Linked DNA regions of Homo sapiens: regions 1, 3, 4, 5, 6 and 7 are each linked to region 2. The links are chromatin loops, found by intact Hi-C in ENCODE. Cell type or tissue: sigmoid colon. All regions are shown on one strand.

Region 1 (4,000 bases), 250 kb before region 2:
AGAGGGTGGCTCCAGATCCACTTGGAGGTGGAACCCAGAGAACTGGCTGATAAACTGGATGTGGAGTGGGTCGGGGGGAAAGGGAGTTAAAGCTACCTCCTGGGTGTTTCCTAGAACAACTGGGCCAATGGGGAAAGCCAGGGAAGGAAGTGGGCATTGTGGACAGGCGGAGATCAGGAGTTACAGTTTGGATATAAGCTTGAGATGTCTTTTTAATCAGTCACATGGATCTAGTCAAACAGGAAGAGGGCTATAAGAAGGTAGAGCTCCAGGGAGGAGTCAGAGTTGGAGACAGAAAAACGGAGTCATCAGTATAGAATTATTCAAAGCTCTGGGCCTGGAGGAGATCACCCAGGGGAACAGTGTAGACAGAGGAGAAAAGAAGGCCTAGACTGAGTCCGTGGGACCTTCAGCATCTAGATGTCAGGAGAGCAGGAAGAGCTGAGAAGGAGTTGGAGAAGAGGCACCTGTCTTCCCAGGAGACTCAATTCCTTTATTTAACCATGTGTTTTTCAGTTTTATAATTACCTGTTTATCCACCTGTCGCTCAACTTGCCTGGGAGCCCTTGAGGTCGGATGCCCTGTCTTATTTTGCATTGCCCACATCTAACACGGTGTCTGGCACCTAGATGGACCTTGAATGAATGAATGGATGAATGAATGAATGAATGAATGAAGACTAAGGGAGTTAAAAGATTACTGGTATGAGGTCAAAAGGACAGAGCTTTTTTGTAGTCCAAGGGACTGCAAAAGACAATTCTGGGAAAGTTGAGCTCAGAAAAAAAAAAATCTAACAGTCCAGAAACATTTTCCTGAGTGCCAGTTTCCTGATCTGTCAACTAAAACGTCCCGGAGAAGTGATCTTTAGAGTTACTTCTGTTTACATGCTGCACACAGACGGGAACGCTCCATTTGGCTTTCTCTGCAGAGTCCACAAGGAGACAAAACAATGTGTTAAAGTTGCGCTTCCTTGGTTGATGTTTCTATTCTTTTGGTCTTTTGTCTGTTTTCAAACAGATCAAAGCACGTCTTGTGAAATGTTCTGGCCCCAGAGTAGAATTTAAGATGCACAAAGGGCATGAGTAGACATTAATAAAAAACTCATTTTGACCCTTTCGAACTGGCGGCCACCATGGAGGTCAGAAGAGGGCAGGTGTATTCCTGCCAGCCCCCTAGAGACATAAAGATGTCTGCCCCGAGGAATCAGGCTAGGGATTAGTGACAGGCTCCATGCCTGCCCCCTGCCACACTGGACAGCCAAACCTCCTTCTCTTGACTTACAGGACTGGCAAAGACAGTGACAGGGGCCTGGCCGTGGAGCCTGGCTGAAATCCGGGCCCCAGTGAAAGCCCCACAGAGAGCTGCAGAGAAAGGCAACCTTCAGAGGCTGACTTTGATATTTACACTTCCCCAATTTCTACGGAGAGCCGTGGTCTCGTGTTTTACACATTCAGCAATTGCACAGGCCCTGAAAGGTTTTAACTGTCCGGTTGAAACTATAATAAAGTTTACTGTGGTTAAAACCTGAAATGAGTCTGAGTTTGGATTTTTCAGCCCAGTGGCTTCGTGTAAACAGTTTACTTAACGTCGTTTTTGGCTCTTATTCAATAAACCACCATGATAATCCCGTTCACAGACAAAACAGATCACGGATTAGCAGACAGGCTGCTGTAACAAAAGCAGCGCATTACCTGCTCTTTGTGCAAAAGGTAGAGCTCCGTTTTGCAGAAAGTATTCGTCTATCTTTGTTTTCATAGTTGAAGAGAAGGAACGTTACATTGTTTAGCTCCTTTTTGTACCACAAAAATAGATTTTAATTAAGCACATAAAGTGAGCCGGGCTTGGAGCTGTTATTTTCCAGAGAAGGCATACTGGCTTTATTCAAATTGGAAGAGACCCCAGGCAAATGCCAAAATCACCTATTGCTTACATTTCATTTTAATGTGCTCAAGTTCAATAAAAGTTTATCATCTCCATTAAACCAGTACCTATTGGAACTGATTTAATCTTGTTAGCACAAAGAACCACATGAAAGAAACCAAGACCCCAGGACAAGACTGTACATAGCACAGTTGCGCCGGGGTAGAAATTACATAAAAGAAATGAAGCATCCACCGATGACAGAGTGCCTCACCTGCTCTTATGTGTGTGCGCTTGCTCGTGTGTGTGCGGAGTGTACTTGTGTGCACGGATCCACACACCCTGCAGTGCAGGTCTCTGGCCGTCTGCCACAGTGCAGCATGCTGGGGAGGCTGCCAAGTGCGGGAGTCCTCAGCTGCTCAGTGTCACAGCACCGCCACGCTCCCACACGGACCCTGAATTGTGTGACATTTGAACAAACACATGTCACGTGTAGGGGTGCTGGTCAAATGTCTACTGGCAACAGCACAATGAGGACATATATCTTGATTCTAGCCCCAGAGAGCACACACACTCACACACTGTCACACTCACTCACACACACAAACACAGGCCTTTCTTTACCGGGAAGAGTCAGTTTGCTCTCCGCCTTCAGTATTCTCTTTTCTGTCAACTAGAAAGCCTCCAAGAGCTCATGGCTAGACATGAGTGGGGTCCAAGAATTCAGGGGTGTTAGATCTTTGATTCAAGGTGTGGCTTGACATTAGGACTTGGTCACAGGGGACATAAATGACAAGTTGGTGGCACCCACAGGTGTGTGCTTACCTGAGACGGATGCAATGAGGAGGTGGATTTAGTGGATGATATCAGGGGCTGCAGGCAGAAGCTGAAGGATCCATTTCCTTAAAAGACTCAGCACTAAGGCACGAGTGGGATTTCTTAGGACTCCCAGTGAGAAAAGCGCTGAATGGAAGAAGTGATTTTCCCCAGTTCTGTGCCTGTAACTAACTCAGTGGCATCTGCAGGAAGCACAGCCTCATGTTGGCACCTCAGTGGCTTATAGCTTTGGGAACAGAGGGTTACTGTCGCTCTCAGCCTGTCGTAGCTACAGAGACAGTGGTGGGGCCCAGCTTTGAAAGTGACTTGGCAAGGAACAGAGCCTGGAGTGGAAGAACATGCCGTGGCACTTTTGGGATGGCTGTGAGACTCTCTGAGGATCTCCTGAAAATACGTGGTTAAAGTTTGAGTGGGAGATTGGAGGCCTTTCTTATACGGGGTGGCATGAGCCACTGAGGACTGAGGGAATGTGAATTATGGTCCTCTGCCTCCATGACTCAGTTATTGAAGGGAATTTATATATCTTCTATGGAGTGCCAGACACCCTAGTAGACCTGTATCAGCCAGCTCGGACTGCTATGCCATAATGCCACAGACTGGGTGGCTCAAACAACAGAAATTTATTTCTCAGCATTGTGGAGACTGAGAAGTCCAAGATCAAAGTTTTGGCAAGGCAGGTTTTATTCTGCAGACTCTTCTCTTGGCTTGTAGACAACCACCTATTGCTGTGTCCTCGTATGGTGAAGAAAGAGAGAGAGAGCAAGAGAGCTCTCTGGTGTCTCTTCTTATAAGGGCACTAATTTCATCATGAGGGCCCCACCCTCCTGACCTCACTTAGCCTCAAGGCCCCATTTATCTCCCAAAGGCCTCATTTCCAAATACCATCACATTGGGGGTTAAAGCTTCAACATATTAATTTTGGGAGATCACATGCATCTAGTCCATAAAAAGACTCTGTGGGAGGCAATGGACCTTCAAGATGCTTACACAACAGCCAGGAAGAAAGGACCAAAACCTACCCTGCAGAGGTCAGCTGGCTGCAGCCTGCTTCTCCCCTCTCTCACGTTAGCTCAGAGAGCACCGCTCAAGTTGCCTCGTGTGTGTTTCTCAAACATGCTAAGTTCACCTGCTGTTCTTCCATCCTGGAATGACCTTGTGCTCTTCTAAGTATGGCTGGCTTTCTTAGCCCTTGGCTGGTGGTCACCTCTTCACAGAGGGCTCTGTCACATCCCATGGAAACTTCCCTCTAGGCCCCAGTTGCTCTCAATTACCTAACCCTGTTTTATTTTCCCAATACATCCAA
Region 2 (4,000 bases):
GCCCCGCGGCGTCGCAGCCCTTCCTTCTTTCCTCCGGGCATCCGCTCTTTAGCTCGCGCCCCTCTCCCAGATTCCCGACCCCTGGCCCTGCTCCCGCCCTCTGTGCCTCGGCGGCTGCGGGGCCCGCCGCAAAGAGTTAAGAGCCGGTTCCCGAGACGGCTTCGGCGGCTCCGGGTCCCCAGACCCCGCTCGCCGCTCCTGATTGGCTGAGCGCCTGTCAGTAGTAAAGGGTATCAGATGGCAAAGTTGGGACCTTCATAAAGGCGTGGTGGCGATTCTCCGCAATCGCCGGCAGCCTATGACATCAGACAGGAACGCCTGGGATGCCGCGCTGCTCCTGGCCAACCTCCGAGGAGGAGGAGGGTCCCGCCGGCTAAGAGTTAATTAGCCCCGCACGGCGAGGGGGGAGGCGCCAGTTTTCTGGGGACACTGGCTGCCACTGTACTCCTACCCAGGGGAGCTCACGGAGAGTTGGATGAATTCTGGGTTGTTAGCTGCGGTCAGCTGGGCTCCCGGGAGCCTGTTGCTGGTGGAGAACAGGGGGCGCCTGGCCAAGGGACCAGCGGCTTGCTGAGACTCAACATGACACTCCTGGGGTCTGAGCATTCCTTGCTGATTAGGAGCAAGTTCAGATCAGGTAGGGCTAAGGCATTTAGCATTCCTTCTTAAACTTTCCTCTTCTGCAATTCTCAACTCTAGAACTGCTTTCCAATAAATGTTTCAAAGCCTGCCAGGTCTACCTCAACTTTGTTCCCCAAAAGCACATTGTGGAAGCGAAGAGTTTTGTTTGACTTTGGGGGCCTTTCGTGTCTTCCGTTGTAAGTGCTTTGGGTGGTCGAGTGTGGTTGTTCATCTGTGAAAAGGCCAATCCTTTTATTTTATTTTCTCTGCATCTATGAATAGAAATTTTGGAGGGGTACATTCAGAGGGAGCAACTTTGGAAATGAACAAATAAGGGATTTCAAGTTTGGAAGCTGCGTAGTATCGGTTATAATCGCTGAGAAGATGAACCTGATGTTGTGTGTTAGGTACAGGGGTCACTTAAAATGTAGCTAATCCAAACAAATGTATTTCCCAAAAAAAGTCACTTGGGGGAAGTAAAAATAGCAAATTTGGAGCACACCAAGTATTTAAAATGACATCACTGTAGAAAAAAAAAGAAAGCCCAGTGCCACAAATATTTTTTCCCAAACCATCTGATATTTATAAATAGAGAATTTCCCCCAAAATTTCTGTGTTAGTGGCACATGGAGAAACTTCTCAAAGGACGCTGAGTGGAGGTGAGTGGAAGGGAGAGACGGGAGCTCTAACCGCTTCTCCAGAAGGGCTTGTACACGCGCCCATGGAAGGTGTCTGTGTGGGTCTCCACGTTTAGACAAAGCAACACTTGACTTCTGAAGTTATTTTTCAGTAGCTCTGTGTATAATGTTGGTTTTAGAAAACTGGTTAACAACACACTCAACAATGTAGGACTTCTACTTAGATTGATGACTTTTAGGAGAACTCTGATGTGAACATTAGACATAACAGGTGTCAGAAAGATGCTGGCATAGGTTGCTAAGCTAAAGTTTCCTTAGCCCTTCTACATGGGGCCAACTCAGTTGTTTCACTTGGGATGGATGGTTCAAAAAGGAAAAATGTAGATGCTGGGAGGTAAGGTTCATCTGTGACTTTCTTAGATGCCCTTGGTTTTTAGATGCCTGTGGAGTCAACTGGAGATTTTCTTAGGATCTTCATTGTTGATGCAAGTTGAAAACTCAAGAGCTTAGGCGGTCACAAGTCTCACTGCCCCTGAAGCTCTGGGATGAGTCCGCCAGCCACTGGGGTCGGCAGTGGATTAAGTCCTTCCTTTCCTTTCCATGGTGAGGTGAGGCGGTTGATCTGTTAACCAGCTAGAGACCTCACCACTGCGTTGTATTCGGTCAAAACTGTAAGGCAACACTGCCACCTTTCTGAAGAAGAGAGGATGTAGATTTGTTTTCTATGAGGCTGCATTCATTTCAAATGCTTCCTTGCCAGTTTAAATGTGGAGGGTCTGGGGGTGCTGGTTTGTCTCTAAAAGGATCTGGTGATGTACTTGATAGTAGACTTGCAAAACGCTTATCAATCCCTCCTTCAGCTAAAGTGCAGTGGAGAGGGAAGTCAGTTTTTGCCACACTCCCAACTTCCATCTCAGTGGATTTGTGGAGTCCTGGTGTCTCCTAAGTAGACCCTGAAGACCCTGATCCTGGAGCTTCAGAGAATTCCAGCCTCACTTTTTTTAAAGTTGTGCAGGCTTTTGTGTCATAAGGAAAGGTAGCTTCGGGAAAACATGATATCACAGCAGAAGCAGGCATCCTTAATCCTCCCGTCATTGATAAACAGGGAATCTGGAGTCTGAGATGCAAACATTGATAGTCTCTTGACAGACAAGAGAAAAAAAACAAGTGGAATGTAAAACTTAGAAAATGTAATGTTTGAATGGAGGTTATTCTTTCTGGATGTAATTACTACTATGGCTGTGCCAGCACTGAGGTCGCAGCATGCTAACAAGAGGGCCTCTCTTTAAGAGAATGTCTTTTATTTTGTCACCAACAGTGAATAAGGGCCTTGACTTTATTTTGATTTCTCTCTCTCTCTTTCACTGTTTTCCCTTCTCTTTCATCATCTTCTTCTCCTCCTTCTCTTTCAAAAGCAACTCAAACAGTAAACTCATAAAACTGTTTCTATCTCACTGCGAATATTTGCTTTGATAGTAGATCGTGGTATTATGTATTCCATTAAACATATTTCAAAAAATAAATGCAACAGAACCATTCTCTGATTACAGCAACAGACCCACTGTGACGGGGTTTATTTATAGGTGAGCAGATAACTGCTTTTACTCTGAAATCATCATCGATGTCAACCATGGCCGACCAACTTTCTATAAGCTGTATTTGAGTGACCTCGTGATTAAGGACAAAATTGTGCTACAGCAGCAGTAAGCTCTGAAAGTTTACATGTATGAACATGTTTAGTGATATAAACTCATTTGAGAAGCCAAAGGGTGTCCTGGTTGAGTGCGTGGGTCTCGGGGGCCAGACTAGCTGGGTTTTTCATAGTGGTCTCTGCTTACTAGCTACATGACCCTGAGCGTTAGGTAAATTACATAATTCTCTGTGCCTCAACTTGCCTCACCTGAATAAAGAGGATGACTATAGGGTCATTGTGAGAATTAAATGTGAAGTAGAGAACTTCGAAAATGCCCAGGCCTTAGAAGGCTCTTACAAAACATTTTTCTATTATTAATATTGATGTGCAGTGGGACCGGCGGTTGGTCAGTTTCTCTGTCTCAGTTATTTAATCGGTAAATGTTGAGGTTGGATTAGGCAATGTCTTAGACCCCTTTGGTAACATTTTATCATTCTCTGAAAACACATAAAGATTGACTGGGAACAAGTGTAACTGTGATTGTGCTGTGTGGCAATTGTGTGTGAAGGAGAGGCAGTTTTACATGAATGTAGTAATTTGTGCTGATTTTAAACTAATCACATTTTTACAGTTTTTAATCTTCTCATGTTGTTTATTCAATATCTAATCAGTGTCACTATCAACAGTTCTCCTCCATATCAATCCTTGTGTCCTACAAAACACACAGGGAGGTACGTATGTGTGCCACACACAGGCACACACAGCCCTCAGACATAAAGGATCAAAAGTGGAGAGAGAGATCCATGAATGGATGTTGCTTCTAAAGAATCATTGTGTTTCTTTTGCTTCTCTCTCTCTCTTTCCCACTTCCCCATCTTAAACCGCGCAAACAGAGGCAAAGTCTGGCAATTGCCATGAACTTGACCCCACCCCCACAAATATAACCTTGTTCAGTTTAGCAAATAAAAATACAGAATGCTCAGTTCAATGTGAATTTCCAAGCAATAGTGATTACTTTTTCACTATATAGCAGTACTTGGGACATACTTTTCTCTGAAATCCAAATTTCACTAGGCCCTGTTATTCTTTTTGGCAACCCTACCTACAA
Region 3 (4,000 bases), 490 kb before region 2:
AGAGTAACAGGTGACAATACCTTCTACCCTCTCCGGCTGGTTATAACTTATTGGACCATGGAGAATTAATTGAGCCATAGGCGAGGCTATGACAGGGCTGATGGAAAACGATGAGTGGACAAATTATTTATTCTTTGTCAATAATTTGAACTGGGAAATATTGAGATAAGCAGGTGACGGTGGGAACTGAGGCTGAAAGAAAACAGAATTACGGAGCCCCTGAGGAGGGGAAGCATGATGTATAAGTCACACATAAGTCAAATTCCAAGGGAACAGAAGCCATTTGTGAGCAGAAGCTACACGGTAGAGAATGTTCATAGAAAGGAAAGCCCATTCGTGTAGGAAGAGAAACGGACAGACTTCAGGCCTGGAGGCATAGAGTGAAATTCCTTCAACTGCCCAGGCAACCTTTGCTGAAGGCCTTAGATCTGAGCATCCCTGAAGGTTCCGTCTGAGCCCCGGGGCTACCTGGCTCGGGTTCCTGTTTCCTTCTCCTTGGGACCCCTTCATGGACCAATCCATGACCTGCTCCCCAGCCAGTAAGGAAAGTTCTCTCTTCCTTACATACTAAGCCCAACTACTATACAAACAGATTGTTCTTTCCAAAATGTTAAAACTATCTAGAGGGCTCCGGGGCTGGCAGAGATGCAGTAAGCCCACCTCAACTATCTCTCCCATTAACAACAACTAAAAACTCCAGGCAGAATACAAGAGGCCACACTCCCTGAGGGTGCTGAAAAGTTAACTATAGTGGGTGGATTGGGGAAAGAAGTCAAAAGTTGAAGAAATGGCTATGCTTTGTCAAATCTCATAGAAATGTACAGCGGAAAGGGTAAATTTTACTGAAGTTAAAAATTGTTTTTAAAATTGCAGGTGAAAGAGGAAAAAGAATGGGATACGGGTCCAGAAAACCTGGATTCCACAGGCTCAGCTAATTGTTAGTTGCTTATCTTGGTCACTTAACTAAATCTTTTTTTTAAAATTTTATTATTATTATACTTTAAGTTTTAGGGTACATGTGCACAACATGCAGGTTTGTTACATATGTATACATGTGCCATGTTGGTGTGCTGCACCCATTAACTCGTCATTTAGCATTAGGTATATCTCCTAATGCTATCCCTCCCCCTCCCCCACCCCACAACAGTCCCTGGTGTGTGATGTTCCCCTTCCTGTGTCCGTGTGTTCTCATTGTTCAATTCCCACCTATGAGTGAGAACATGTGGTGTTTGTTTTTTTGTCCTTGTGATAGTTTGCTGAGAATGATGGTTTCCAGCTTCATCCATGTCCCTACAAAGGACATGAACTCATCATTTTTTATGGCTGCATAGTATTCCATGGTGTATATGTGCCACATTTTCTTAATCCAGTCTATCATTGTTGGCATTTGGGTTGGTTCCAAGTCTTTGTGAATAGTGCCGCAGTAAACATACGACTTTACTAAATCTTAAAACCAAAAGCCTCCCCTAAACTACCTGAAGGCAAACAAGCAAAGCAAGGCAAGTCAATTTCTATTCAGTTTCTAACTGTGCTATTGAAGACGTTGATCTAAGGAAACTGCCTGAGTAGAAGATACTTCTTCCAGTCCTGATGGATTTTAGAAGCCTGCCTTCTTTCCTATAGCACTGGGGGCCTGGACAGCATGGATAGCAGTGGCTTTTCAAGGGGACCTCGATTGGCTTCTGAAATCCTTTCTGACGTCAGGAAGTGAGAAGACAGCCAGCCAAGTCTCTCCACAGGCAGGTAGCCATTCATAACCTCTCCAAGTCAAGGGCCAATACCCCAAAAGCTTCTCCAGCCTTGGATGTTCATCCATTCTTACCCCTGAACAGTGACTTATACTGGAGAGCATAGTTGTTAAGAGTTTACATTCTGGATTTAGACTGCCTAGGTTTCAATCCCGGATCGTCATTTCCTGTTGCTATGTGGAATCCTATGTCTCAATTTCTTACAGATGAGGATATACACACAGTAACTGTCTTATAGTGTTCTGGTGAGAATTTAATGAGAAAATGCACCCGAAATGCTTACTACAGTGTCTGACACGTGATGAACGATCAATAAATGAACTCAATTATTAATAACCACTGCATAAAACACAAGGCATTCATTTCAGTTACATTCATCTCATTGGCCACTTGGGGGAGCCATACAGCTGTAAAACGAGCAGGTTTCAGGAAAGGTTTATTTTAGAAAAGATTTTTGTTGCTGACTATTAAGAGAGGGAGAGTTAAGGGTTATCTAATTCCACTCGCTTACTTTTACATACAAAGAAACAAAGGTTCAGAGAGGAGAAATGATTTGTTCATAGTCATACAAATAACTGGTCGTGTGAAGGCTAGAGACCATCTTTCCCAATTCATTGACAAATTACTGAATAAAAATCAAGTGTAGTTAAATGCCTACTAGCTTCCAAGCACAGCTAGACTTGGTTTGCTGTGTGTCTGTGTAGAATTTAAAATAATCCTGCCGTTCTCAAATTCTCTGCTGATGAACTTGTGTTGTGCTTTTTTATTTTGTTGAGGCCTGTGCTTAACAAGTAGCAGGGTAACAGACACGGGTAATACATATCATGACATTTGTTGCCTTGTTGTATATAGAGTTCTTATGAAACACAGGCAAACAGGCATTGTTTTTAAGAAACTTACTTACACGTTGAAATAAGGACACACACACACACGCACACGTACATACTCGGTTGATGATCACATTCGATTTCAAAGCTTTCAGTGGCACCTGTAAGAGAAAAATTCTCAAATTTATATTGGCAATCTGGATCTCTCCCCTGAACTTCTAGCTTATTTATCTAACTTCTTATGCAACATTTCCACTTGGAAGCCTATGAGACATCTCATGTTCTCGATATTTAAAGCCAAGTTCCTATCTTCTCTGGTACTTGCTCCTGCAACAGATTTTCCCATTTCAGGTAATGGCAACTCTGTTATCCGTTTACTCAGCCAAAACCTTTGTGTTTCCCTAAACCTCTGCTTTCTCTCCTACTCCACATTACATTCAGCATCAAACATTTGGCTCTCGATTCAGAATGAATCCAGGATCCACCCACTTCTTGCTGCCTCCACCGCTCCCACCACCATCTTACGATGGTTACTGCAACAGCCTCTTAACTGGTCTCTCCTGATCTAACCTTGTCTTCCCTGCACAGTGGCAGAGTGACGCTGTTAAAAATCTTAATAGGGCCGGGCACGGTGGCTCATGCCTGTAGTAATTCCAGCACTTTGGGAGGCTGAGGTGGGCGGATCACAAAGTCAGGAGTTCGAGACCAGCCTGGCCAACATAGTGAAACCCTGTCTCTACTAAAAATACAAAAAAAAAAAAAAAAAAAAATTAGTCAGGTGTGGTGGCAGGCGCCTGTAATCCCAGCTACTTGGGAAGCTGAGGCAAGGAGAATCGCTTGAACCTGGAAGGTGGAGGTTGCAGTGAGCCGAGATCTCCCCACTGTACTCCAGCCTGGGCAAAAGAGTGAGACCCTGTCACACACACAAAAAGAATTCTAATAAGCCATCAAGAGACTCTGTCTCAAAAAGAAAAAAAAAATCTTAATAGTATCAGGCAGCCTCCTGCTCAAAAGCCTGCAATGGCATCTGCTATGGTCTGAATGTTTGTGTGTCCTCCAAATTCAGATATTAAAATCCTAATCTCCAACATAATAATATGACTAGGTAGAGGCTTTAATAGGAAATTAGGTTATAAGAATGGAGCCCTCATAATGGGATTAGTGCCCTTATCAAAGAGACCTTGGGAAGATCCCTGGCCCCTTCTGCTGTGTTAGGACATGGCAAAAAGATGGCCATCTACGAGTCAGGACATGGGCCTGTTATACATGCGGCCTGTTGTTGACTGAAACGTTGCTATGTGATCCATGACTGTATTTCTTTTCTTGTCTAGTTGCCTTGGCTAGAACTTCTGGTAAAATATTAAGTAGAAATGGCTAGAGTGGACATCCCTGGAGGGCAGTGGTGTGATCTCGGCTCATGCGACC
Region 4 (4,000 bases), 120 kb before region 2:
TGAGCCTCTGGCCAAGGCAGCGTTTGTCGCGTCTCTCCACTGCGGAGTTACCGTTCTTCATCCCTCTTCATATGCTACTCTTTGGAAGCCTGTCACCTCCTGGAGAGAGCAATATTTACATCAATTATTTGTTGGCCAGGTGCGGTGGCTCACACCTGTAATCCCAACACTTTGGGAGGCTGAGGAGGGTGGATCACCTGAGTTCGGGAGTTCGAGACCAGCCTGACCAAAATGGAGAAACCCTGTCTCTACTAAAAATACAAAATTAGCTGGGCGTGGTGGCACATGCCTGTAATCTCAGCTACTCAGGAGGCTGAGGCAGGAGAATTGCTTGAACTCAGGAGGCGGAGGTTGCGGTGAGCCGAGATTGTGCAATTGCACTCTAGCCTGGGCAACAAGAGCAAAACTCTGTCACAAAAAAAAAAAAAAATTATATGTTATTCTTCTGTAAGGGAAGACTTGTCTTTATTTTTATTTTTATAATAAAATGCTACATTATTTATTTTGTTGCTCAGCTTGTTCCAGCTTCAGCCATTGGGAGCTCTTTCAGGTTGGCTTGTAAGTCCCTTTGACATGCATGCCCCCCATCAGTTTGATTTTTGAGCATTTTCTTACTTTCTCACCCTACAGGATACTCCAGGCTCATTTTTGTATGCTTGTTGCACCAGTCCTGGAACCAGCCATTTCCCCAAGGAGCCCTGATTTCTTGATTGGAGAATAGTAACTGAGATCAGGGTACTTGGCAGGCTTATTGTTACACAGGTGTTACTGCTTCTAGGCTTCTAGACCTAAGAACTGCCTGAGTATACACATGTACCATAAGGAGTTCTATATGTATGTATTACATATATATAAACCTAAACCTGACTTCATGCTGATGTCTCTCATCTAGGACAAACTGTTTCATCCTAGCTTCCTACCTTTGCTTTTCTATAACTTTCCTCTTGAACAGCAAGAAAACTGGCTACTGTCCTCCACCATCCATTTACTTATTTACTTGTCAAACCTGCTATGCATGGAACACAGTTCTGGAATTGTTAGCCAGTAATCCCAGGAGAAACAACATTACCAACTAGAATACATTGTATAGGTACAGCTGCTTTTGTGTTTAGCCTTCAAGTTTTCAGTCAAAATGCTGTTTTCCAAAGTTACTTAGTTCAATCCTTCCCTCCCTCACCCATATCCTGCAGTGAGGTTGTGTCGTACATTGTAACACAGTTAGATTCTTCTGTCACATTCTACATTCTTTTCTGGGGTCCCCTAACATCCTGTGGCTTTATTATTTATTTTTTTACTTTGCATACATTGAAATTCACATTTTGTGCTATAAAGTTTTATGGATCTCGACAAGTGCACAGTCATTAATCCTCTCCTACTTTGCCACACATAATGGTTCTATCACCCTAAAAATTCCCTTCTGCAGCCTCTTTGTAATCAACTACTCCTCCTTCCCCAAGCCCTGACAATTACTGATATAGGGTTTTCCATTCCTTGACAATTACTGATACAGGATTTTCCATTCTATAGCTTTGCCTTTTCCAGAACATCATATGAATGAAATAATACAATATGTAGCTTTTTAAATCTGGCTTGTTTCCCTTTTGCACACACCAGAGAAGTAGACATATTTTTGAATACATCATATTTTTATGGATGAGTAGCCCTGCAGGAGGATTAAATAAATTAATAGACTTTGTTTAAAAAAAAAGTGTTAAATGCAAATAAAGTCCAGTCACTGGCTGCAGTGCTCTGGCTGGCAGCTACGCAGAGCAGAGTAAAACACCTGGGACTATTGGGTAAATATGTGAATTGTGGAAAAGAATCACTACCACTTAAGTAGCTCTGTTATCTTCGCTAATTTTCTCCCACTCACTAAACAATTGTGGAAGAGTTTGTTAGGGGAGAATGAGCTTTCTTTGGGCATCAGTGCGGTCCGTTTTGCAATAGCATTCAATTGGTTTCTCACTTGCTTCTTTCTCGCTTCTGGGAAAATGTGGCCATAGAGCTTATTTTCCTTTTGCATCTGTCTCAGTTATTTTTCATGGATGTTGCCCGCCATCCTACTCCATGAGTGTCTCCAGCTAACACCCGCCCCCGTGCACCAGTCATGCCCTCTTGCCTCTCAGCTCCATACCCATCCTTCTGCAGCCTACGCCCTCATCTGCTGACTTCTTACGTTCTGCCAATAGGTGGTGCTAGAGAGAGAATGGACTCCTACTTTTCGAATTTAGTGTTGCTCAGAGAGAGGCAGCTGCCTGGAACTGGGCTTTTCTGGAGCTTCCAGAACCTTCTATGTCCTGTAGAGCCGCCATCAGCAGTGGCTATGCCCCTTCCTCAGAGATCTGAGCACCATTGCCTCAACAACTTGCATCTTTTTTCTTTTGTTGCGTCAGCTCAGGGGTAGTAGCAAATTTCATATCTAATTCCTGGGACAGAAGAAATGACAGGGCCAATAATTTATAAATGATGTAGGGATGCATGCATGTATGTACAAATTAATATATGCCTATTTATTTTCTTAAAGTTTGCCCTGTTTTCAGAGAAGGAAATTGAGGTAGTTTATAAGGATAGTCATTTATCATATACTGCTTAATAGCATATAATTTTATTTGTGGAAATGACTGTTTGGTTATTAAAGGAAACTGAATAACCAAACTTCCTCAGTATTCCTTTTGTGCTTCCAGTCTACCAACACCTGAGGAATCATTCTTGTATTAAATCCTGCGTGTTCGAAATTCCCGATATCGTTTCTCTTTCTCTCACTGTATCCTGACTGACAAAACCAGTTAAAAGTCCAGTCTTCCCACCCCATTCTTGTGGCATCTTACTCCTTTAGAAGATTTCTCATTCAGGCCAGGTGCGGGGGCTCACACCTGTAATCCCAGCACTTTGGAAGGCCGAGGCAAGCAGATCATCTGAGCTCAGGAGTTCAAGACCAACCTGGCCAACATGGTGAAACCCCATCTCTACTAAAAATACACCAATTAGCTGGGCGTGGTGGCGTGTGCCTGTAATCCCAGCTACTCAGGAGGCTGAGGCAGGAGAATCACTTGAACTCGAGAGGTGGAGGTTGCAGTGAGCCGAGACTGTGCCATTGCACTCCAGCCTGGGCAACAAGAGCTAGACTCTGTTTCAAAATAAAAATAAAAATAAAAATAAAAAAAGTGAAGAAGATATCTCATTCAGCGCTTCACATGATTCTCTTTTTTGAAGAAAACCTCCTGTAGATGTCAGGACATTTTATAAAGACTTTAATATCTATACTTTACAATAGGGGGAGCATGTTTACTGCTCTCAGGAGCATCCCACAAATGGAAGGCAGTGCTTTTATTATTCTGAGATGAAGTTTCAATTTCCTTTAATGACCAAACTCTGTCATTTCCACAAATAAAATTATATACTATTAACCAGTACATGATAAATGAGTATCCTTGTTAACTACCTCAATTTCCTTCTGTGAAAACAGGACAAACTATAAGCAAATAAATAGACATATATTAATTTCTGCATACCTGCATGCATTCCTACATCGTTTACAAATGATTGGCTTCGCCATTTCTTCTGTCCCAGGAATATGTAATTTGGTTTTTTTACACACGTAAAACCAGCAAATAAACAAAAGAAAATTGAAAACAATAGTAACGAGGAGAGTATTTACATTTTCAGCTACTCCATTCCCCAGTGTGCTTGGGGTCTAGAGCTCTAGGTTATCACCATTTTACACATGAGGCTTAAACAACAGATTCAAAGAAATTAGTGACTTGGCTCATTTATCCAGCTAGTAAGTAGCAGCTCAGCCGGCCTCACTATCCATGATTGTACGCACCATTTTCCTAAAGCCTAACCGTCCTCCTACTTCCCAGGTCCCTGACGGTAGGCAGTATCCTTGAAAGAATGCGGCTGTCCCTGTCAACCTGGATGGAGAGTTCAGCCCCTGGCTTGGGAAGTTAGGCCTCTGACCATGAGTTTTACTCTCCCTCCTTTAACTTTTCCCTCCCGT
Region 5 (4,000 bases), 310 kb before region 2:
TGGGGGGGTCTGGATGTGGTCAGTTGAGTATCACTCACTTTGTATTGATGAGAACCCAGTCACAGAATCACTTTAACTACAAGAAAGGCTGCTAGAAAATAGAGGCTGGTTGTGCTCCAGATGGAAGAGAAAACTGGTGTTTGGTGAGCATGTTTGCCAGAGTTGACACCTACTGGGCATGAACAGGTGATCGCCTAAGCCCCCAACCAAAAATCTCAGACTTAAAACAGAAAGGACAGTTTAGAATGTTACAAAAGGAAGCATCCTATGGTTCTTCTTGGTAAAAGTGTTATGTACAGCAAATTGAGTGGTAGGGGGAAAATGGTGAGAATAATATTGGGGCAAGTACGTTTTGAGATTTATTGGGAGATAACTCATTTCCTCTGAGATGCTTTGTTTATAATTAGGAGAAGCTCTTATTAGGTGGTAATGAGGCTTCAAGCATGGAGAGATTGTCATTCTTTTTTAAAATTTTATATTGTTTAAAGTTTTATAGATTTAGGGGGGTACACATGCAGCTTTGATCAATCGGTATGTTGCATAGTGGTGCAGTCTAGGCTTTTAGTGCACCCATCACCTGAATAGTGAATGTTGTACCCAATAGGCAATTTTTCATTCCTCACCCCCCTCCCATACTCCCACCTTTTGGAGTCTCCTGTGTCTATTATTCCACTCTGTATGTCAAGCATTTCTTTATGAAAGAAACACTATGAAAGTTAAAAGCAGAGATCTCAAGACCTGCCATCATAGAGCTCCCCAGACAGTGGGCTAAGGCATGAATGGTGTGGTGCAGAGGTAGCAGAGAGCTGCCAGGATACTGATTGTCAGCTTTTAGAGTGGTGGCAGGGGCCCAGGCTGCAGCTCCTGAGCTTGTTGCCTTTGTCTGTGTGAATCCCATTTTATCTAACTCACTGTACTATTATTTTGCCATTAAAAGTAATGGCAAAAACCGCAATTACTTTTGCACCAACCTAGTATTATTACCCATGTATGCCTTGACATGAAAATGTTTGGAAAGCATTTCTATATATAAAAATATGCAAAGCATTTTCCAAGAATGTTACACTTTTCTAGTTAGAATTGGCTTACTATAACATCATTTATCTTATTCTCAAGCTTCGACCTCTCTTTCATTCAACATTTATTGAGCATCTACTGTATAGCAGGCACTGTTCTACACACGGACTCCTGACTTTCAACCTTCAATGTCATGTTGGCATCATGAGCTTTTACACTGCTTTGATTTTCTTCTTCTAGCTGTCTATATTGTTTTTCTCTTTCTTAGCCATGGGTGCATTTTTCCATTAGACTGATAAAAGTAAGTCAGAGCAGACACTCACTGGCCCTTAATTATGCTCCCGAGTTTTTGAGATCGCCTGTGCATTTTTTCTGAGCTATACAAACCGATCACATGACAGTTAGAAAGATGGATCTCTATACTGAAAAAAAAAAATGAACCTCACTGACAATGTTTTTCCAATCAAAAGAGAGGAATTTTCCAACCAAAACAAAGGGAAAAACCTCCATCTCTCGGCAGGTAGATACTAAGTAAAAGCAACACACAGCTGCCAGGTTTTTACATTAAACACTTAAGTTTCTGTTTAATGTTTTCTTTATCAAGATTCTAATACTTCATCAGACACACTCGGCTTCAGTCAAGGACTTCTTCAGAACTGATTTCTAAGAGCCTGCCTCCCTTCCAGAACCAAAGATGTTTAAACAACATTTAAACAAAACAAAACAAAACAAAAAACTTAACAAGGATTTTTAAACAGAGATTTATAGTGGTTTCATCACAGGCTCATTCCTCCAGAGCTCTGCCCCGGGTGGCCAGCCTGCGCTGCCAAGGCCTGTGTGGCTTGCTCTTGCGCCTGGCCCTTCTCCGACGACGGCTGGCCAGTCTGAGGACGCCCAGCACACGCTACTCAGAGCAGCCCAGGGTCCTCTGTGGTTGTAATGCTATAATCACCAGTGTATAGACACAGCTGCTGCTATTTGCACTCTTAACAGACACTTCTTGGAGGAAATGGCTTCAGGCGAAGCCCAAATTGCAATGTCTCAAGTTCCACCACCCAAGGATCTAGGAGTTTCCTCTCTAAAGATAGTGAAGATTGCTAGTTGTGAGACAGAAAATATTGTATTATAGTAGGTGGAAGTCTCGGAGGTACAAACTAACCCTGTAGTATTATTATTTGAACTTGTTCAGTGTAACTTAAGGCATTAGTGTAGATGTAGAATGTTCAAGTCGGCCTCAGGCGAACCTACTTGCTTCCTCACACTGAGCCTCGGGTGGCTTCATTCTTTCTTTCTGGACCACAAATCCACCCCTCTCTTCCAGGTTTCGACTGTCTCTCTGTGGTAGTCTAAATATTGACATAATGCTTCTCCCCCCTCTTGACTGACCCTTCTTTATCAAGCCCCTTTCTTTCCAGGCTCTTGCTAAGAGGCTGGGCACACGCTCTCAGTGTCTGCTCCAGTTCCCAAGCGTCTTGTGGTTGACCTTTGAGTGGTCAGTCATGTTTGATGTCTCAGCGCCCTACAGCATCCTCACTTGCTGCATTCCCCGTGGCCCGTTTCATGATGGATTGTCATTTCCTTTAATTCCCCTTCCTTGCCCCTTTCCTTTTCCTCTGCCAGAACAATTGATCAAGAATTCTGTCTCCCCCTCAAATAATAATAACATTACTTTTTCTAGGGCTCACATTTACATTTGAAAACAAATTTTAAACAGGAAACCAGTGCCATCCAAAATGGACATTTAGGAAAAGGGTTTCCTCACAGCCCTCAACAAACACTGTATTCCCTTCTTTTCATTTGATGGCTGCTTTTCTTGCCGGGGGAAGAAAGGACATTATAATTTGGCTACTTCTTTGTAAGTCCAAAACAAGGAGCCAGATGTAATTCAGTAGATTTGAAGCAGGTTTAACAAAGGATCTAGTTCAATGACTTGTTTTGCAATAAACTGTGTGCAAGATTTGGAAAAATCAGCAAATTAAAGACTGCTCGAGTTTCATTTCTTTCTGTTTAGAGAATACCTATTAGACGATGTTTTGAGAGGATTTATGCATGGGGCTGGTACTGAAATGAATTAAAAGACTAATACTGGGCTTCATAACACTGGAGCCTGGGGAAAATATCCGAGCTGCTCCTCCTGCCTTGGAAGAGTTTATAAGCTGAGTGGAAAAGATGGGCATGGGTGGTACAAGGAACAGTTGCAAGAAAGCAGGATGGCAAGATGCCCTTAACCGATGTGGGCTGTGGGACAGCTCACTCAGATTACCTGCTGCTTGTCTCTCACTCTGTCCTACTTCACTGTATCTTACTGTGTGTGTGGCCAATCCGACTGAGGTAGGGGTGTGTGTGTGTGTGTGTGTGTGTGTGTGTGTGTGTGTGTGTGTGTGTACATGCATGCATGTGTGTTATTTTTTTCTCTATTTGTTTCTTGCAGGTTAATTCCCTCCTCATTCCCCTGCTCCCTGCCTCCAAGTTCTTCTGTCCCGAGTAAATATACAGTTCTCTAGATAAGGGGCTATGCTACTTTAGTATTTCTTACAGTCCAAGTAAAATCCTAGGCACTTCTTAACCTCTCAGTAAATATGCATTGATTGATTGACTTAGCATGACCATTGTGACGGCAGTAAATGTATAAGAGAAGGACCAATCGACATTTTAAGTTCCAGAATCATCCATCTGCTGGGTCACGTTCTCCATATGTGTGGGTGGTTCTGTTTCAGCAAATGGTCTTTTCACTAGCCCACATCAAGACAAAGACATGTTCTGAACTGGAGATGATGCCAAGCCTGGGCTGTGAAGACCACCCACAAAGGCTTCAGTGGAAAAGAGAGAAGACACTGGAGAGGCATGAAACGGTTTGAGGATGAAGAGACTGGACAGATGGATGGAGGACCATGAGGTGACCCAACCAGGGGCAAGAAGGAAGAGAATCGGCTGCTGTAGGTCTTGGGCAGCAAGAAGTTTACATCGATCAGTTTATACTGTT
Region 6 (4,000 bases), 190 kb before region 2:
TTTTTGAGACAGGGTCTTACTCTGTCACCCAGGCTGGAGTGCAGGGACATGATCATTGTTCACTGCAGGCTTGAACTCCTGGGCTTAAGTGATCCTCCCCGTTCAGCCTCTCTAGTAGCTGGGACTACAGCCGTGTACCACCACACCTGGGTAAATTTAAAATTTTTTTGGTAGAGATGGGATCTTGCTATGTTGTCCAGGCTGGTCTTGAACTTCTAACCTCAAGCAATCCTCCTGCCTTGGCCTCCCAATAGTCTAGGATTATGAGTCACCATACCTAGCCTGAACTTTTTTTTTTTAATTCCCAAAACTTCCAAGTTAATAGCTTTGGTATACCTGGCCACCCTACCTCAAATGGTATTCTTAGTTATTCTTTATTCCTATAACCTGATTAATTTTTCTTTATTACTACCTGAAATTATGTGAAGTATTTATTTAAACATACATTTATCTGTCCTCCCACTAGAAGGTCAGCTCCATGGATGCAGGGATTGTGCTTCTTACTGTATCTCCATTGTCTATAGAGGGCTGGATGCATGGCGGGTACTCAATACATCTTTGTTAAAGTGAGTAGATAAGTGAAAAATATCTATTAATCAAGTTCAGTAGGGGAAGGTTTACAGTTGGAACTATGTGTGTAAGGGAGTCACTTTCTCCAATCAGATAGAGTTTTTGGTTTGCAGTTAGCAGTTTTAATTTGAGAGTTTATCTTTGTGAGCTCTGCACTTGTAACATTGGGTAGACATGCTATCATGCAGAAGCATTTTCTCTGCAGTGAAACTGTCAGTTTCAGGGGACAGCTATACTTTAATTTTTATTATTCCCACTACATTTGGGTCAACCTTGGAAGAAGATGGTGATGTGTTCATCTAATGAGGTGACTGAGGCCTGGCCTAGGAAGACCTTTTATTTCCTAGAATCATTTTCAACTGTGTGATTTTGTAAAATGGGGGCAGTACTAACTCCGTAATATTATTGTCACAAAGAATCAATGAGATAACATATGAAAAGCATTTGGTACAATGCCTGTCAACAAGCGTTGTCTACTCTCACCTCCCTATTCTGACCCTAAAATTATACTCAAGTAAGTGGAGGAGCAGTCTTAAATCTGGACTTTCTATCTCAAAATACTGGGCTCTGTGTCTCTCACCAGGCTTGGTCCTCAGCTTATCTGCTTAATCATCATTCAGCATAACTAAGTTAGAGGGGAAGTGGAGTTAAGGGTGGGGATTGATGACGCTGATGGATTGTTCCAGGCCAAGTCTTCCAAATCCTGTCGAGCTTGCACATTGTGTATAGGCAAGGCCCTAACCCTAATCCTAACCTTAACTGCCTGACTAGGCAGGCTTTGGTCAGTCTGACCCAGCACCTTGCCTTGTCTAGCTGCGTGTCTACTCTGAGAGTCTATAAATGTGGAGGAGGCCTTACAATGAAACCCTTCACAATGGAGTGCCTGGATTTTATTGAGAAAAGCCAATCCCCTCCCATCTGTCATTTGGCACTTAGCACTGTAGTTATTCTAGATGAGTGAACACTTGTGTTATATTTTCCAATAGCAAAACTGGGGTCACCAGGGTGCCTGCTGTTTTAGCCGAATCCAGATGGGGTTTTCCTATAAACAAGTGCACATGGAATATTTATGCTGCCCGTGGCACCTGACGCCTTAATACTTAGGACTTCTATGTAGTAGCCACTCTTCCTATAAGTCACTTTAGCACACTAAGTAAATATTTTAATATAGCCATGTCACTGTTTATTATAGAATGGCTTGCACCCAGATCTTGCCTAATGCTTGGTTAAAAAGTCAGTTTATACCATCCTTTAAAGTGAATCAAAGAATGCATAAACGCCACTCTTTTGTTACTCAGAACTCTGTTTACTTTACTTTTCTGTAAACCTTGTGAAATGCTTGCTTACAAAAAGCTGACAGATGCCAGATTTGCTCATTAACTGGAGGTGTTTTCCAAGTCAGGAAGGCGAGGTGTGAATGTGGGAGGTGGATATCTTCTCCGAGGTCATCTCCTGGTGTCCCTTGTCCAAGAGGCCTGCTAATCTGTTGACCCATAACCGCCAGGCAGTAAACGGGACTGAGAAATACCAAGTAAGAGTAGTGATTTATATATCAACCGTGTCCTTTGCCTTGGGACATGTATACTACAATAAGGACCACTTGGACTGTTGGAGACCTGGAAGGACTTTGAAAAACTGAAGGTACCTCTGTCAGGTATTCATTTAAGACAAGTGATAATACTCCTTGTATAAGAACTTTGTGATATTTACCAACTCTCAGTAGCATTTGATTTCTAAGCCTTCCACTGAAGATTGGGACTTTTCTTTAACTGGTAAGGCCATTGAAGTTTTAGTTTCTGGCTATCTGACACATTTAGTGCTTATGCTCTTGGTTAACTAATGAGTGTGTAGTGGATACTTTAGTGCATAATATAAAGTCAATTATAATTTTTATATTAAAATTAGTGTTTAATAAAACAAAATTATGAATTGGTTAACTTTGACGAAGAAACAAACAGAGATACAATCTATGGCAAGATTTAAAGGAATAGAACTTTTTAAGAATGAAGTAGTAGGCTCTTCTTAGCACGTTGTCAGTCATTTCCTTGAGTGTCCACCCAGAGCAGCATTCACAAAAGATGCAATGAAGCTGTTTTGGGCAAACAGGAGAATGGCTGCATCCTAGTGGTAATTTCCATTGGATTCTTATTTATTGTTTTTTTTTTTTTAATCAGTACAAGATGTCACTTTTGATTTGTAAAACTCTCTTCGTGAGTACTTAAAGTGCATCTCCATGGAAGTTCTGTTTATATGAAAGTCATGTTTATTTGCATTTGTTGTACCAGCCCTGCATCCCAGGAATAAAGCCTACTTGATCATGGTGAATCAACTTTTTTTGATGTGCTGCTGGATTCAGTTTGCTAGTATTTTTTTTTTTTTTTTTGACATGGAATCTCGCTCTGTTGACCAGGCTGGAGTGCAGTGGTGCAATCTCGGCTCACTGCAAGCTCTGCCTCCTGGGTTTACGCCATTCTCCTGCTTCAGCCTCCCGAGTAGCTGGGACTACAGGCGCCCGCCACCACGCCTGGCTAATTTTTTTGTATTTTTAGTAGAGACGGGGTTTCACCATGTTAGCCAGGATGGTCTCGATCTCCTGACCTTGTGATCTGCCCACCTCTGCCTCCCAAAGTGCTGGGATTGCAGGCGTGAGCCACCGCACCCGGCCCACTTTGCCAGTATTTTGCTGAGGATATTTGCGTCTTTGTTCCTCAGGGATATTGGCCTGTAGTTTTCTTTCTTGTTGTGTCTCTGTCAGATTTTGGTATCAGAGTGATGCTGGCTTTGTAGAATGAGTTATGGAGGAGTCCTTTCTCTTTATTTTTTGGGAATAGTTTCAGTAGGATTTGTAGCAGCTCTTCTTTGTATATTTGGTAGAATTCGGCTGTGAATCCATCTGGTCCAGGGCTTTCTTTGGTTGGAAGGCTTTTTATTACTGACTCAATTTCAGAAGTTGATACTGGTCTGTTCAGGGTTTTGATTTCTTCCTGACTCAGTCATGGGAGTTTGGGTGTTTCCAGAAATTTATCCATTTTCTCTATATTTTCTTGTTGTGCACAGGGGTGTTGACAATAATCTCTGAGGATCTTTTATATTTCTGTGGGATCGGTTGTAGTGTCACCTTTTTCATTTCTGATTGTGCCTATTTGGAACTTTTTCTCTCTTTTTATTTTATTTTTTAGTTAATCTAGATAGTGGTCTATCTATCTGGTTGATTCTTTCAAAGAACCAGCTTTTGGTTTTGTTGATTCCTTGTATGGATTTTTGGGTCTCAATTTCATTCAGTTCTATTCTGATTTTGGTTGTTTCTTTTCTTCTGCTAGCTTTTGGGTTAGTTTATTCTTGTTTATCTGGTTCCTCTAGGTGCAATGTTACATTTTAGTTTGAGACCTTTTTAACTTCTTGATGTATACTACAATAAAACAATATGGTA
Region 7 (4,000 bases), 410 kb before region 2:
CCTTTCACTTTCTTTAGCCAAGAATCTGGTGGAATTCCTGCAAGACAAATGCTCTTTGCGTGTCATGTTTCCTAGTCTGACATGGTCCTGCCGGGTTTCAGCAGGTCTCATCCATCGTGAGATGATGCTAAAGGAGATCGAAGCAGGGTCTTTTGGTTTCTAATTCCTTTTGTTTCTAAAACAGCCTCGCTTAAGTTCTCCCACTGGTGGACTCCCAGGAAAAGAGGTTGGTTTTTCGGGCTTTTGATTGAGCTTCTGATCATAGATTCTGCTGCACACATGGGAATTGTGATGGGGACGTACCCAACTGCTGACTGGTGTCTTTGCCCCACACAAAGATTTCATCCCTATTGTTTGGGGCATTCTCTATTTTTAAAAACTGTCATCCCTCAGATGGCACATCTATTGCTATTTCTTCAAAATCCATTTGAAGAAGTCGTTTTTAAATGTGTTGGTGTGTGTTCAGAGTTCAGTATCCTCCAGAAATCAATTTTGAGGAATTCCACCTCCAAGTTCTACCTCCAAATAGTTGGAACAGGTTGGAGCTCCAGCTATTGCCTGGCAGTGCACATAACTGGGCAGCTGACAGCTGAAGGCTGTCATCAAACCTTCCGCTTTTATCCCACCCTTCCTTCCTCTCTCCCTTGCCTTCTCTTCTTGCCCCTCCACATACCTTACAATACCCACAAAAGTAAAACTCTGCAAATGTTCGGGGTCCTGGTATAAAGTGAGAATGAGCTCCTGTCATGTGCCATCCAAACAACCAAACTCAGTCTCCTCTATCTTCCCTGCTTTCAGCTGATTGTTCTTGCTGGCACACAGCTGTGAGATACAGTTTCTCCACTGGAAAGCCTTCCCCATTGCATATGGTGGACAATCCATTGTGCTCACATGCATTCAAGGATCTTCGCATTCCCACTCCAGCTTGTCTTTCAAGGCTTACCTCTCCCATGTTAGGACAAACCAGACTATTCACCTTCTTCACAATGCTTTCGACCTCTGTGCCTTGCTGGTATTATTTGTCTGTCTAGAATGCCCTTCTTTACCATATTTCGTTGTCAAAAGCTAACCAGTTTCTCTAAGCCATGCACAAATTTTTGTCTTCTCAGAGAATCCTTCCTTGAATTTCACAGCCTGAGTAAATCTCATATTTCTCTATGTTCTCATAGCATTTTCTAAGTACCTTTTTTATAGGCCTTCTTACATTCTTACACACAGAGGCTGGCATGCTTGGAAATGTTTGCTGAGCTGTGAATCAGTTATTTGTGTGCGTGACTAATTAATTACTGATGTTCAGGTTTGTAATTTTAGTTCAGAGACTATGCTCTTGCTTATCTTTGGGGCCTTTTCTGAAAACCAGTAGTAGGTGCTCAATAATTGCATAGAGTTAAATGATACTGGTTAGCGCACATATTTCTTCCCTTCTGGAATTGATTTAAATTTTCTTAAAATGTTTATAATTTTCAGTCATTTAAAAAAAGAGACAAATTTTTGCTATTCAAAAGTAGACAATCCCTGGTTTACATATTTGTTGAATAATTGGCCCATGAATCTGAGGCACGAATTTTTATTTCAATGTGAGCATGGCATTTACTGCCACTGGGTGGCAGTGTACCCCAATTACAAGACTGTCTAAGTGACTACTAGACCCTGATAAGTGCTAAAATTACAAACCAGAAGTTACAAAGTGACAGTCTGTAACAACTCACATCTAGATTCTATTTTAGTGACAGAGATTCTAGTACAATACCATAATACTTAAATACTTCCTAAAATTAATATCTTCGGGTATGTCACTATTCTCCTGTTGAATATGTCTTAATTATCTTGTACTTATGGATATAGAATAGAGATGTAAATCTTATGGAGAATTGCCAGAAAATTAACCACTGGCAACGTTTTATGAAGGATGTTTTAAATGTTTAAGATAAGGTGTTCGCATATGGCTACACAGGTTTAACCCCTCACTGTGATTTCCAAAATCTGTGCAGAAGGAAGAGTTCTATGTACATTTTCTACTCCTCCAGAAAGTAGTGCAAATATGATTCTGAAAGTAACAAGGAACATTCTGGAAAAATCAAAGCCCACAAACCCAGGAAGCACCAGCTGTGGGAGTGTTGTCAGCAGGGGCAGTTTGATAGTCTGTGGGAGGAAGCAAAGGTGATTTTGGAAGCTGGGTCTGGATACGAGTCACATTTTCTAAACTCGCATTTGTCCTTGCACATGCTAGGTCATGTCACTCAGGTTGTAACCAGAAAAGATGAAGCCGTGTTTTGCATTTGAGGGGAGTGGTGGAGAGAAGCAGCAGCAGCAAGATCAGGGACCTGCAGAATCAAGAAGCTTCTCTTGGATGAGGAACTAGGTTGCTGGGGACTCGTCCTTGGGCAGAGTGCATATTCTTGGTGTCTCCTTTTATGTAAGATTTTTGCTACTGCAGAGGTAAAAGGAGCTGCTTAATGGTGCCTTTATCTGCCAACCTAATTTCAGAGCTAAAGTTGGGAAGCTTGAGTGTCGTGGGAACACTGGGAGTGGCAGTCATTAAGCACTGCAGGGTTACCGAGAGGCTTGTCTTCTTTGTTCAAATGACTTAAGACAAACTAGGGAAAGAACATGACTATATATTTGATGCTTAGAGGAATCTGATTGCACAAAACTTTATTGATAATCAAAATTTATTTATAATTATATATTATAATTTAAATATATTATAACACATTTTGTAATTCTATTATAATGATTTACATCTTGTAATTTATTTATAATTAAGAGGGCACCTTCATGTGGGGAAAGTTGGCGTCTTGTAAGGAGAACATTTACTAAGGCCATATCGTATCAGCTGCAAGACCTGCTTTGAGTTCAGCATCATTTAGCACCATTAGTCCAGAATCCTTCTGGCTAATAGCTCTTGCACTGACAAATGAAATAACAAACAACACAAAGTGCTACTCTTACAGAACCAGCGGTGTGATTACCAGACTCTTATGGGTCCTATTACATAGTGAGTTCACTTAATCCTCCCAACACCTGTATGTGACAATTGTGATAATCTCTGTTGTAAAGATAAATAGCACGAGGCTCAGGGAAGTTAAATAACCTGGTTAAGCTCAGACAGCCAGCCAGCTGTGAAACTGGGACTCAAATCATTGTTTCTGATCCAGCCTTGGTTTTCCCAAGGTGATCAAACTTTGGAGGACAGATGGGCCACGGGAGGAGGCGAGCAAATGTTTGTTGGCACGCCAGCCACACTGCACAAGTCCCAGAGATGCCATTCGGATAGGATATCACTGCGCATGCTCTATTCTGAGACTAGTACCCCTGAATGGGGGCAGCACCGTGAGTCTGTTTGTTTGACTACCTTCTGATGTTGTCAGGGATAATTCAAGAAGCTACCATTTTTGCATACTATAAATTATATTGTCAGAGCCACAGTAAATAATTATGTCCACCTCTCTGGAGTGTTGAGGTGTTTCCTTGATCAGTATCTTGATTTTATCTACCTGCCTGGCTCCTAGAAACTAAACCATTTGAGATTTTCTTAGTCAGAGTCTATGGTGACATTCCTTGCATATGCAGGCACCAAATAAGAATAAACTTAATGGTTAATGTGGAATAACTGTTTATTACGTGCCAAGTGCTTTCCATACACTGTCTCATTCAACCATCACAATGAGTTTTTCCTTAACTCTTTGTTTTATGGGTGAGGAAATGGAGTCTTAGAGAGACGAACAGGCTGCTAAATGACAGAGTCAGGGCTTGAACTCATGACTCCACAGCCCATCTCTAATCAGTACTCTCTGCTACGTTGGTTAATGATGCAATTTTACTTCAGGGGATGGAGATAATATTGTCAGAAAGGACTTACTAGCTCAAGGGAAACAAGTCCATCTGTCTTAGAAAGTCCAGCTTAGACAATTTTTGAACCATACTAAACTGTATAACAATCTGTTCACCACCAGCTGTATGATCTTAAGTACATTATTTAATTTTCCTGTGCCTGTTT

The links. Hi-C counts contacts between places; a loop is a spot of excess contacts. Peaks named below come from ENCODE experiments on the same cell type or tissue, not always from the same donor. Only the 100,000 strongest peaks of a DNase experiment are listed, where the experiment ranks them.
Region 1: it touches region 2 in a loop (6-fold over the local background); 4 of 110 quality-filtered maps call a loop at or near these places.
Region 3: it touches region 2 in a loop (9-fold over the local background); 45 of 110 quality-filtered maps call a loop at or near these places.
Region 4: it touches region 2 in a loop (5-fold over the local background); 59 of 110 quality-filtered maps call a loop at or near these places.
Region 5: it touches region 2 in a loop (7-fold over the local background); 13 of 110 quality-filtered maps call a loop at or near these places.
Region 6: a loop joins it to region 2, with 7 times the contacts of the local background. A loop is called at or near these places in 3 of 110 quality-filtered maps.
Region 7: it touches region 2 in a loop (11-fold over the local background); 75 of 110 quality-filtered maps call a loop at or near these places.

Annotation. Positions count from the first base shown.
Region 1 is chr17:12,420,590-12,424,589 of GRCh38, forward strand. No RefSeq gene overlaps it. Among named protein-coding and RNA genes, the nearest start is that of LINC00670, 130 kb to the right of the region's middle. In sigmoid colon, no CTCF peak of the experiment used is centred here; a DNase peak (open chromatin) is centred at 2,232; H3K27ac peaks cover 624 bases.
Region 2 is chr17:12,665,607-12,669,606 of GRCh38, forward strand. It overlaps MYOCD (myocardin), which reads left to right and starts at 284. Exons shown (of 14, transcript NM_001146312.3): 1 at 284-637. The coding sequence starts at 583. In sigmoid colon, a CTCF peak has its summit at 1,957; DNase peaks (open chromatin) are centred at 415 and 1,865; H3K4me3 peaks cover 3,898 bases; H3K27me3 peaks cover 450 bases.
Region 3 is chr17:12,178,724-12,182,723 of GRCh38, forward strand. No RefSeq gene overlaps it. Among named protein-coding and RNA genes, the nearest start is that of MIR744, 99 kb to the left of the region's middle. In sigmoid colon, a CTCF peak has its summit at 2,138 (motif pointing right); a DNase peak (open chromatin) is centred at 2,138.
Region 4 is chr17:12,543,911-12,547,910 of GRCh38, forward strand. No RefSeq gene overlaps it. Among named protein-coding and RNA genes, the nearest start is that of LINC00670, 4.1 kb to the right of the region's middle. RefSeq lists a silencer at 2,022-2,316. In sigmoid colon, a CTCF peak has its summit at 2,141 (motif pointing right); no DNase peak of the experiment used is centred here.
Region 5 is chr17:12,356,831-12,360,830 of GRCh38, forward strand. No RefSeq gene overlaps it. Among named protein-coding and RNA genes, the nearest start is that of LINC00670, 190 kb to the right of the region's middle. In sigmoid colon, no CTCF peak of the experiment used is centred here; a DNase peak (open chromatin) is centred at 1,851; H3K27ac peaks cover 248 bases.
Region 6 is chr17:12,471,211-12,475,210 of GRCh38, forward strand. No RefSeq gene overlaps it. Among named protein-coding and RNA genes, the nearest start is that of LINC00670, 77 kb to the right of the region's middle. In sigmoid colon, no CTCF peak of the experiment used is centred here; a DNase peak (open chromatin) is centred at 1,621; H3K27ac peaks cover 405 bases.
Region 7 is chr17:12,254,973-12,258,972 of GRCh38, forward strand. No RefSeq gene overlaps it. Among named protein-coding and RNA genes, the nearest start is that of MIR744, 180 kb to the left of the region's middle. In sigmoid colon, a CTCF peak has its summit at 1,604 (motif pointing right); a DNase peak (open chromatin) is centred at 1,609.